2 separate regions of the Homo sapiens genome follow, and region 2 is linked to region 1. The links are chromatin loops, found by intact Hi-C in ENCODE. Cell type or tissue: heart right ventricle. All regions are shown on one strand. Links, peaks and the distances in the headings refer to the core of each region. The heading gives the core; the rest is flanking DNA. Region 1 overlaps CTIF (cap binding complex dependent translation initiation factor). Region 2 overlaps DYM (dymeclin).

What was found. Hi-C counts contacts between places; a loop is a spot of excess contacts. Peaks named below come from ENCODE experiments on the same cell type or tissue, not always from the same donor. Only the 100,000 strongest peaks of a DNase experiment are listed, where the experiment ranks them.
Region 2: it touches region 1 in a loop (2.8-fold over the local background); 41 of 110 quality-filtered maps call a loop at or near these places.

The regions. Positions count from the first base shown.
Region 1 is chr18:48,774,572-48,779,950 of GRCh38, forward strand. All of the region lies in intron 9 of CTIF (cap binding complex dependent translation initiation factor), which reads left to right. LOC107985147 (a long non-coding RNA gene) reads left to right here. Exons shown (of 2, transcript XR_001753444.2): 1 at 1-1,218; 2 at 2,254-5,379. Among named protein-coding and RNA genes, the nearest start is that of CTIF-AS1, 65 kb to the right of the region's middle. RefSeq lists enhancers at 1,490-1,990, 1,991-2,491, 3,727-4,668, 4,112-4,251, 4,709-5,340 and a silencer at 4,322-4,401. In heart right ventricle, for the core only: a CTCF peak has its summit at 2,681 (motif pointing right); a DNase peak (open chromatin) is centred at 2,709; H3K27ac peaks cover 3,994 bases.
Region 2 is chr18:49,176,105-49,181,483 of GRCh38, forward strand. The region is part of intron 14 of DYM (dymeclin); the gene reads right to left. Among named protein-coding and RNA genes, the nearest start is that of MIR4744, 130 kb to the left of the region's middle. In heart right ventricle, for the core only: a CTCF peak has its summit at 2,845 (motif pointing left); no DNase peak of the experiment used is centred there.

The DNA.
Region 1 (5,379 bases), core at 126-5,125:
CAGGCCACTTTGAAGTATGAGGACAGGCATGCTCAAAATCGTCCCCCCTCCAGCACCCCCTTGACAGTGCCGAGCCTGAGACCAAGTGTATTCCAGAGAAGTCTGTATGCACCCAGGTCATTCACACCTAGACCCATTAAGCAGAGAGGGCTTGGGAGCCAGCACGTCACCATGTCATGCCCCTGCCTCCCAGTTTTCCGTAGAGCAAAGGCCATACGAAAGAAGGGGGTAGCTTAGGAGGTATTTGGGGAAAGCCAGACTCCAGCTAAAGCTGGTGAATAGCTATAATCGGAATAAGTGCATTCTTGAGCAGCTGCGTATTGGAGCGCCACATATTGGACCCATACTTAGCATGGACCCCATTAGGCAACCGTCATTGCATTATTCTGAGTATTAAAAAAAAAAATGTGGCAAGGGGAGTAATATCTCTAAAGTGGGGTTCGAAGCACAGTCACCTGGAATCAGCCTTCCCTGCCATAGACCCTTCCTTTAATGCCTTACCACCTGTGGCATAAGAAATAACTCAAGCGGCCAAGAGCCAGCCACCTCCCCCTGGCTCTAGTTGTGGCGCCATGCAACTGGTTGACTCTGGGTGGATCTCAAGCGTGGCAGCCCTACACTTACTCTTCTGTTAAATGGGGTCATAATACCCATCTCCTCCTCCTGCCTACTGCACTGACATTATCATTGTTAAAATCCACTGAAATGCCTGACTTTTACCTGTGTTCCCTTAAGACTCCTCCTCCAGGAGAAACTTGTGAATTTCATAGCAGCATGTTTTTCCTTTTCCTTTTGATGATTCCATTCATTCAAGGTTCTTAGGGGAGGTCCCAGGCAGGGAAAGCGCCATGAGATGCCCACGCAGAGATTCTTCCACAAGTCCAGGGGCCCCCGGCACAGTAGGACTTGAGGTTTGGGTGCAGCACTGTAGACAGCCCAGGATCCAGCCACAAGGAAAGCTCTCCAAGGGGCCCTGGGACTGGCCTGGAGGCCCCACAGGGTTCCCTGAGCTCAGTACTGTGAAACCCCAGTGAAACAGGCACTGGCCTCTGCCTGACACATAAAGGGGGGCAGGGCCAGCTCAGCCAGAGGGCAGTTTAGGAACATCAGAGGAAGGGGCAAGCCCTGTAAGTGGAGTAGGTTGAGGAAGGCTTCCTGGAGGAGGAAGCATGAAGGAAGAGGCAGGATCTGGGTGGAAGGAAGACAACAAGAGGATCTGTAAGTGGCAGGACCCTTTGAGGGACTGGGGGTTGCAGAGGAGGATTGGGGAAGGAGGTACCGCCAGCCTGGCGGAGGGTGTCAATCAGCAAGCCCAGGGCTGAGGCTGCCCAGCCGGGCCGTGACCCCAGGTCACTGTAACCACACTGGCCCGTTCATTTTGCTGGCGCCTGCTTCTTGCCATTTCAGGCCAAGACCATATTTTCATCCAAAACTAAAACTTCTACCTCAAGAGGCGTGAGTTTCCTGCCAGCCTTGGGCCGTCTTTTGCAGGTGGCAGAGTGGGCTGCTGAATCTGCGACCCTGGCCAGGCTCCAGGGCCTCTGAACCCTGGGGTTTTGCTGAGGCAGGTGGTGTGGCACCAAGGGCCTGGCATCTGAGGCCAGAAGATACCCGCCACCCCTCCCTGGTGAGGTTACTGCCTTGTAGGAGAGGGTAGGGATGCCCACCTCCATATGCCCCCATGTGCCCCAACCAGCCCCTCTTTGTGCACCAGCTGCTTCCAGAGCTATATGGAGATGGGCGCCCACCGCCCAACCAGGCACAGAGGTGCAGTGCTCGCTGTGGGGGAGGGGGAGCATGATGCCACCCCCAGGAGCTCTGCAGGAGCCAGAGCAGGGTTGTGCAGGAGGCTGCCATGGGGCGGGTCTGCACAGCAACACTTGCTGCTTTCACCTCACTCCCCTCTGCAGAAGCCCCTTTTCCTCCCCTCCCTCAAGTGGTGGAGCAGGAGGCAGAAAGTCTGAAGCCAGCCCCTCAACTAATGTCACCGTCTGAGCCTCAGCATCCCCATAGGGGAAACGAGGGCACTGGGTCGGGTGTGGTCTGTGGGTCAGGTCTCCCCAGCCAGGCACCAGGCCCTCTCCAGCAGAGCCTGTGGCACCTCTGTCTGCCTCGCACAGCCCCTCAAGTGCCTTGAGCCTGTGAAGGTTGCAAGGAGGTCTAGGACTAGGGAGAGGCTGGAACCCACTGCGGGTGGGAAGAGAAGATGGGAGCTGCTCTGTCTGCAATCTGGCAGTTGTTTATCCCAAACAGGGAACCAGAAGCTGAGGATTTAAAGGCTCGGCGTGGGAGGAGGTGCTCTGGGCTGCAGGAGATCCGGTGGGGAGCCCCAGCCCTGCCTTTCCCTGGCTGGGCGACCTCAGGCCAGGCCTTCTACCCTGATGGTGGCTTCCTCACCCATAAAACATGGAGAGGTTAGAAGTCATTTCAGACATTCCTTCCAGCTTTGTTATCCCAAAGCAGATGCGCTAGGCAAACAGAGGGTGCCTGCTAAAATGCCTGTTGCTGACTGATTGGTTAGCGGGTTGACCAGTGCAGAGCAGGACCCATCCCCAACTCTCCCCACCCGGCGGGTCTGGCCGGCTCCTTCCCACCCGCCTGGCCCCATTTACAGAGTCTGGGGCCTGCTTGGCTTGTGTGTGCTGGCGGCAGCACCTGCTGGGTGGGCAGGGCGGCCTGCAGGGGGCACCAGTGTGCAAGGCCAGCCCTTCCTGCCTGCGGCCACCTCCCAGCATCTTGGCATCCTGGGGGCTGTCCCACAGGGAAGATTTAAACTATATGATGGTGACCGCCACCAAGCCACCCTCCTATGTGCAATTTTCAGACCCCTTGGGGTCCCAGCCCTGAGTCCAGAAACCTCAGGCTGAGAGTTGGACTAGAACCCACAGCAAGGGTCCCCTCCAGACCTCCAAAACGGGCCAGTGTAGTACTCATTCCCATTTTATACCCAAGACAACCAGGGCTCTTGGAGGCCACAGGAGGGCCACCGAGGTCTCAGGTAGCTTAGAAGGAGGACAGAGCATGGGTCCTGGATTCCCTGGGAACAGTGCCTGCCCAGAGACCCAGCTGCCCTTAGGAACGAATGAGTATCAACCAGCTGAGGCTGCATTTTCTTAAAATGCATTGGTTTGTCTAGTGTTGTTTATGTTCTTTCTCAAACAGCAGGAAGAGGTTGTGGGAAGAGCCCTGGCTGTCAACAGGCTTCTCCCATGCAGTAGGGGTGGACAGAGGGACTGCAGCCAGGGTCAAGGGCAGGCCATGGGGCGGTGGGACAGAGAGCAGGCCGCAGCCTCATCTGGCCTCAGTAGCCTTGTACAGAGGCAAAGGGGCTTCCGTGTGGGGTGTCAGCTCCTTCCACACCTGCCTGGACCCGGAAACAGGCATGCCTTGAGTCACCAGCAGTGGGCAGCCGTAGAGTCACTGTTTCAACACCGCCAATTTGTTGGTCCCACGCCTGGGGCCCCTGTGGTCATTGCAGTATGTTTTATGGAACATTCTGTGAGGATTCCTCTTGGGGTTTTTTAGCAGCCACCCGTTAGGATGTTCCTAAAGTAGAAGGCAAACAGCCCACAGGGCCTCAGAATTCTAGAAAAAATGTCTGTGCACAGCATGGGAGCCTGAGCCAGGAGGGCATTCTCAGCCATCTTCTAAGGAGCCAGGTAGAAAAATGGGGTCGATTCTATTGTAGTTACTTCCTTATTTTAGCTATTCATTCAGAAATGTTAGCTGTTCAAAGGGTATGTCATTTATCAATCAGGAGGCGGGAGCCCCAGGTCTGCAGGAGTGCAGGGGAGGATGTGAGCAGGTCAGTCACAAGCTAACTTAGAACAAGCATTCAATCCCCCAGAAAATGCACCGGGGAAAGCCACAGGCATTCCCTTTTGGTAGAAAAGGTCCCTGGTCTATCTTCATCGATGGGACTCTCATCCGGGGTTTGTACCAGGGGAACCTGGCCAGGGGATGGCCGTTCAGCCTCTGGGCATGTTGGCAGAAGGGGTAGTTCATGGTGTGCCCTGGGCACCCCATTTCTGATTTCTACCCCTGAGCCAGGAAGGCCTCTCCCATCAACCACCGTGGGACTGTGAAGCAGGTAACAGGCAGAGGTGGTGGGGGTGTCCAGGGGCCTGAGGTGGCGGTGAGGATGGGCATGGAGTACTACACTTCATTGAAATGCCAGCAGCCAGGAGGTGAGCACCTTGGGTTGGGAGTGCTCCCTGAACCCCAGAACTGGAGGCGTTCTGGGGGCATTCTCACTAGCACCGCATCGGGACACATCAGTCCAGCAGGTCGCGCTGGTCCCTGGGGAGCCCAGAATGACAGTTTGTTTCTTTTTGTTCTGGCTGACAATGATGCCACAAAGCTGTTTCAGCCCTGACTGAGAGTACAGGATCTGGACAGCCCCGATTTGAATCCTAAGTTTAATACTTCGTAGCTGTGTGGCCTGGGCAAGTGGTTTTCCCTCTCGGGGCCCCAGTTTTCCATTTATAAACTGGGGTAATAGATAATACCTGCCTCCTTTGGGTGGATGAGGCTTGAATGGTGGGGACGATGGTGTTAGTATAAACACAACATTGACTGGTGTCGCTCATGTCTGGGGGTTCCTGTCAGGGGTCCAACAGGAACACCAGTTACTCCTCCTTTGCCATTGGGCCAGCTCTCTGCAGTCACTGGCTGGATACCAGCTGTATGCATACACTGTGGGCCATAAGTATCCCTTAGACCTTTGTGGGTGGGGGTTAACAGCCCCATTTTATACATGGGGAAAGAAAGTTCCAGAGAGCTTAGGAGGTATACGTCAAGTCACGCAGCTGGTCAGTGACAGACAGAACTGGAGCCAAGTCCCTGGTACCCCACACTCTGTCTCCTCAGAACACACTGCCACCTGCATGCCCTGATTGGTCAGGAGTGCATCTGGAGGGGGTCAGTTATAAGGCTGAGGAGAGGTGACAGGGAAACGAGATAAGAAACATGCCATTTAGGTGGCCATGCTTTCAGAGCCTCCTCCCCACAGGCCAGGCCTTGGGCTCTCCCCACTGCCATCTTATGACCAAAAGAATTGAGAGACAGCTTCCCGGCCAGCGCTTAGCAGCGGGCTTGGGTCTGCTGCCTCCTTTCCTGTCTTGCCGGGGGTGGGGGAGAGTCTCCACCAAGCTGCAGACAGACAGAAGAATGGTTCCTTGTCCTCCCAAGGGGGACAAGACTTCTCCATGTCCTTCCTTCCCACTGGGCTGGTTTCCAACCCACCACCTTCATGATTCGTGAATGCAAAGAGAAGACCACTTAGATCGGTATGTTTTGCTTCCACTTGGCAGCCCTAGGTGCTGGAGGCTGCAGCTCTGGGTGAAGGTGGGCCCTGGTCTGTGGGGTATGGGCATCTGT
Region 2 (5,379 bases), core at 158-5,157, 400 kb after region 1:
GAAACTCAGGAATTGAATTTCCCCTAGCTAAGGTAACTAAAGTCAAAATGTGGAAGACATAGAAAGAAAACTGAAAGATGGCTAACAACTTAAAAAATGATGTTACAAAAATTATTACTGATAAAATATGTTGAAAATAATAGGTAAAATACACAATCTGTCAATATACACTCTGGTAACTATACTACCAAATTTATAAGAGACTGAAATAAGAGAATCTAACATTAGCTTAAAGACAATTATTTTCATTTTCCACAAAAACATTCATGCAAATTTCATTTGTGTTTTTAACATAAGCACATTTTTTTTCAATTTTTTTTTTAAGAAACAGGGTCTCATTCTGTTGACCAGGCTAGAGTACAGTGGTGCAATCATAGCTCATGACAGCCTCAAGCTTCTGGACCCAAGTGATTCTCCAGCTTCAGCCTCCTGAATAGCTGGGACAACAGGCACGTGTCACCAAGCCTGGCTTTTTTTTTTTTTTTTTTTTTGCAGAGATGAGGTCTTGCCTTGTTGCCCGCACTGGTCTTGAACTTCTGGCCTCAAATGATCCTCCCACTTCAGCCTCCCAAAGTGCTGGGATTATAGGTGTGAGCCACTGTGCTTGGCTTCTTTCCAATTTTGACTAGATTTGGTCAGAAATGTTATTTAGCAAAAATTACAAAATTAAAAATTGGTAATTTATCTAAAAAGCACTTTACTCCTTTTATACATATTTCATGGACAATGGATTTTAAAAATGTATATATCCTTTATAAACTAAACTACGATGAAAGTCTAATTTTTTATAATTAGTATGCAATTCTAAAGATATCGATCTTATTAGAAGTTTTATGGTATTTTCTCTATTAGAAAATTATGTTCTGTAAAGAAAGAGATTTTCTGACTTGAAAGAAGTTTGGTTGTCTTTTTCGGTGACCCTTTCTTAGTCTCTTGAGAAAATTGCACACCAAGGAAATAGCAAATCTGTCCAGTTTTTTAAAAATCCTATGGCACAGTGTCACTAATTTATGGGAATAATTGGGATCGAAATAACATTGAAAGAGAAAATTCATTTGGAAAGTGGAATGACCTCACAGTGAGTGCAAGAGGAGCCAGGATGGCAGGGTAGAAGTTATTATTATCACAGGTCATAAGGCACTTCCTAAGTGTAAAGAAATTTCCTCTCAGGGGAAACCTACCAAATAAAGCATGTTTACTATATGTCAGATTTTACAAAGATAGTCACAGGAAACATGATACTGCTAACTTTGGGGAAATGCTGCAGAGTACCTATAACTACGTTATAACACAATTGATAGCCAAAATATTTCCCAGGTGTTGGACCCTTAATTTGAGAATCTCAACTGGAACTTTGAAATTTCTTTTTTGCTTAGCCCTTAATCTTAATTTAGTGAATATAATTAGTCTTTGGGATGGCCATAGGAACAGGAAGCCTTAACTGGAATTATAGGTCTTTACTGGTAAATGCCTTTTTTCAACACCTATTAGCTTCATCACTATAAAAAAATCTTATGTCTGTAAAAACTTTATCCATTTATTTCAACTTCCTTTTGATCTTTGTGTACCTAATTATTAATTTATACTTGTCCTACACATTTTTCCCATGTCTTCCTTTATCTTTTGTTTGTAGGTTTGTCTCATTTCTTATGTGAATACAAGTTCAAGGGCACAGATGTCCATTCCTCTTTTCTTCTTTTAACACTTCCACAATGCCTCCTGTATATACCAATGGTTTCAGTGGGTTAATGATCCCTCATTTTCCTTTTAAATAAACTATCTACTGACTGGTGGATAAGATATTCTTTGAGTTAAAGTTCTAAAACTACTTTTTAGAAAAACCACAAAACCAATCATATATTTACAGTAACTTCATAAGAAACCCATCTCTACTGTGACTCATCCTGAATAAAGAAGTAGCTCCCTTTCCAACCTCTTAATACATAAACCGAAACCACAAAGAGAGAACAATTTCCATGAATGAAGTTGTTATCAATGCCTATAGGAAAGCCATGGATTTAACTCCTTAGGCCTTAAATTAGAATCTTAATTTAACACAGTTCTCAGAAAGCTCAGTTACTGGCTTCCTCAGTGAAAGCTTCTAAATAATAAAAGCAACAAAGAAGAAAGGAAAACCAGAATGGGAATATGTGGAAATGGGAAAAATCTAAGAGTAGTGTGACCAAAAAGAGAAAAATGGGCCTCAACATCAAAGAAGGAGCAAACTCAGAATTCCACTATGGTTTAGTACATCAGTACATGCTCAAATCAACAACCCTGCAGCAATGAGAAAAAGATTCAAATGTGTGTAAGGTCTTTACTTCAAACTCCTAAAAGTCTGCAATAGCAAGATCTCTATCCCAAATACTTTCTAACATTTTTAAGGTGGCGCTTTAGTGAAACATACTTTTGTTATTTGGAAAATATGTGGAACTGCACAATTCCCAAGAATGCTAGATAAATGATGTATCACTTAAAGATTCTTATGGTTTCAAATAGCCCAGTTATTTCAATATCAACAGAATATTTCCAAAATGATAAAATTATAATTCTTTCTAATAAAAATACACTAACAATAGAGAAAATAAACGATAGTAATCCTCAGAAATAACCATGGATTAAATGTACTTTTGGAATATAGTCCTTTATTATAACTACCGATAATTACAGAGGTAGAATTCTATCAGTAGTTTTAAGAATGCCACCATCTCCAGATAATATTATAGATCAAATCAAGTTGGGTATAACCTGATAGGAAATAATCTATTTTAAGAACTGTAATTAATGTTTAACCATGTAACCCCCCCACCACGCCCCCATTTTCCTAAAACCCAGACATAAATTCATGCTTCGTGCTCCCTCTGCTGGCTCAAAAGCTACAGTTAATTCCCATTACAGCACACTGAAGGGCATTGATACATTATATTTGGGATCTTCACAATGTAATCCAGCTCCCTTCTTTGAGTGTTGATGAAAAACAAGAGAGGTGACAACTAGACCACAGTCACAAAGCTTTCTGAGAGCCAGAACAACTCTGGTCTTTTGACTCCCAATCCAGTGCTCTTTCCATTCCATAATGATCTCACTGCCTTCATGTATGAGACTATTACTGAACTTTATTTTGCTATGAGTTATTTAAAATCTGAAGCTCAGTAGCTTTGGGTTACACAGACTTTTCACTGTACTGTAATTACAACTGATAAGGAGATTTGACCAATATTCAGTAAAGATCTATTAGGCTTAAAGAGTGTCTCCATTTCTAATTTGTTTGAACAGTGTCCAATTTAAGACACCTACTGTAAAGTTTCTTGATATACTGAGTACTTAAAATGTCACCTAATGTGATTCTACCATTTGCTTACAAACCATGTCACAACTTTTGACTTGGAATATATAGTTACCACACAATATATCTTCAGGTCTGTCAAAACCATAAAGTTATTTTGTTGTGATGATGATGATGATGATGACAACAACGATGAATAGGCTTATAGTTACCATCTATAGAGTATCTATTACACAACAAATACAGGATTGGGTCTTTAGAGAAATCATTGTCAACATAAGGTAGATATTACTATCCCTATTTTACAGAGAAGGGAGCTGAGGGAAAGTAAATTGCCCAAGGTCTGTTTAACACGAAGTATCTACTGCTTCCTCTGTATGTAAATGCTTTGATATTTTGTTCATTCTTAATCAGCAGAGATAGCAACAGTAAAATAATCTCTTACTACCAGCACCATCATTTCCACTTAAGGCAAAAAAAGAAAGCAAAAGATACTTTATTCAAAGCATGAATCTGTTGAACTTCTTTAAAGTTTATACTAAAGTGGAGAGGGTTAATATTTTCCTTACTTTTGGTAGAGGAAATTACATGACCTAGACTATAAATGTTAGTATTTAATTCCAGTTTACTTTTGTATAATAGATGTATTTAATTATTTGTCAAGTGATCTGTTGTATGGAAAAACCTAACTCTAGTCTGATAACAATGCTAGTTAGATAGAAACAAACAGTCCCAGATTAAAGAATCTAATCTGTTCAGTCAAAAAGTAAATATTTATTAAGCTAGAATATACAAGTCTATCTTTGTAAGGAAGACTTTTTTCTTGATAAGAGATATAAATTATTATCTAAATCATGGACAGCTTTTATTCAAAATGAAGTTTAATTTCTGTGTTCCTTTTGAAACCAGAAAACTATAGATGTCAGTGCCCATCCTCGTTCTCTGGTAGTGATTAGTTGTTATTTTCATAAATGGGAATCATATTAAATAAAGAATTTAAATAGGAAAACAATGTTAAAGTGAACACCTTTCTCAATTATTTATCAGTAACCTATATGGACAGTACAGGCAACAAATGTCAATATTCTAGAAATGAGAAAGTAGCCTATGGTAAACTCCACATTAAGGAACTTAAAGAAAATTGATAAATGATTGTAAATTTTAACCTTGCACAATTTAACATGATAAACTTGATACCTGGGGCACTACAGCTAGCATCATATAATATTTATGGATACCAATGATTTTTCAACTGAAAGATAAAATAACCTCATTTTTGATGTTATGCAGAAAGGAATATAGGCTAATTCAGACACATTTGTATTTAAACACCCACTCCTCCATTTAATAGCTCATGGGATTTCTGACACTTAATTTTTCTGAGACTCAGTTTCCTTATACTTGGTGATAATGATGGTGGCAGTTAAGAGTTGCTGTGATGGTTAAATTGAGGGAATTAATGTAAAAACCCTTAAGAGAGAACCTATGGAAAAAGTCACCATTCAGTTCCAATTGATTTCTGGCATGGAGGACTGTGGGCTCTGCATTGCCAGCTATTCCAACTTGTTATATGTTAGCAACAAATTCTAACTTCAAAAAACCAAAACCAAACAAACAAAAAAAACTGTGCAAACCAAACACAGCACCTCTCTAGCCTGAGTCCAGGCTGCAGGCCGTTAGTATGCAGTTTCTGATTTGGAGAATCACTGGAAATACCACGTCATGAAATGCAGCAAACCATCTAGAGTCAAGGTCGTGTTGGAGTTAGATGGGTATTTTAAACAAAAGAGATGTGCTCTGGTAAGAAAAAGTCAAGGATAAAAGTTAAGATGATTTATGAGAGAAACCCAAAGCAAAATGAATGTTTCCGTGGAACAGCATGATTTTGAGATCACTCAGAACTATATTTATATGCCAATGAAAAAATCTTTAATTTTTACATAAATGCATTTTAATTTAATCCTTGATCCCCCAGTAAAGAGAACATGTTATTCTGTTTTACGAGACACAAACCAGCTGGTTTATAATAGAATTGTCCAGAGTCCCCACAATACAGGTTGAATTTCCTTCATCTGAAATGCTTGGAACCAGAA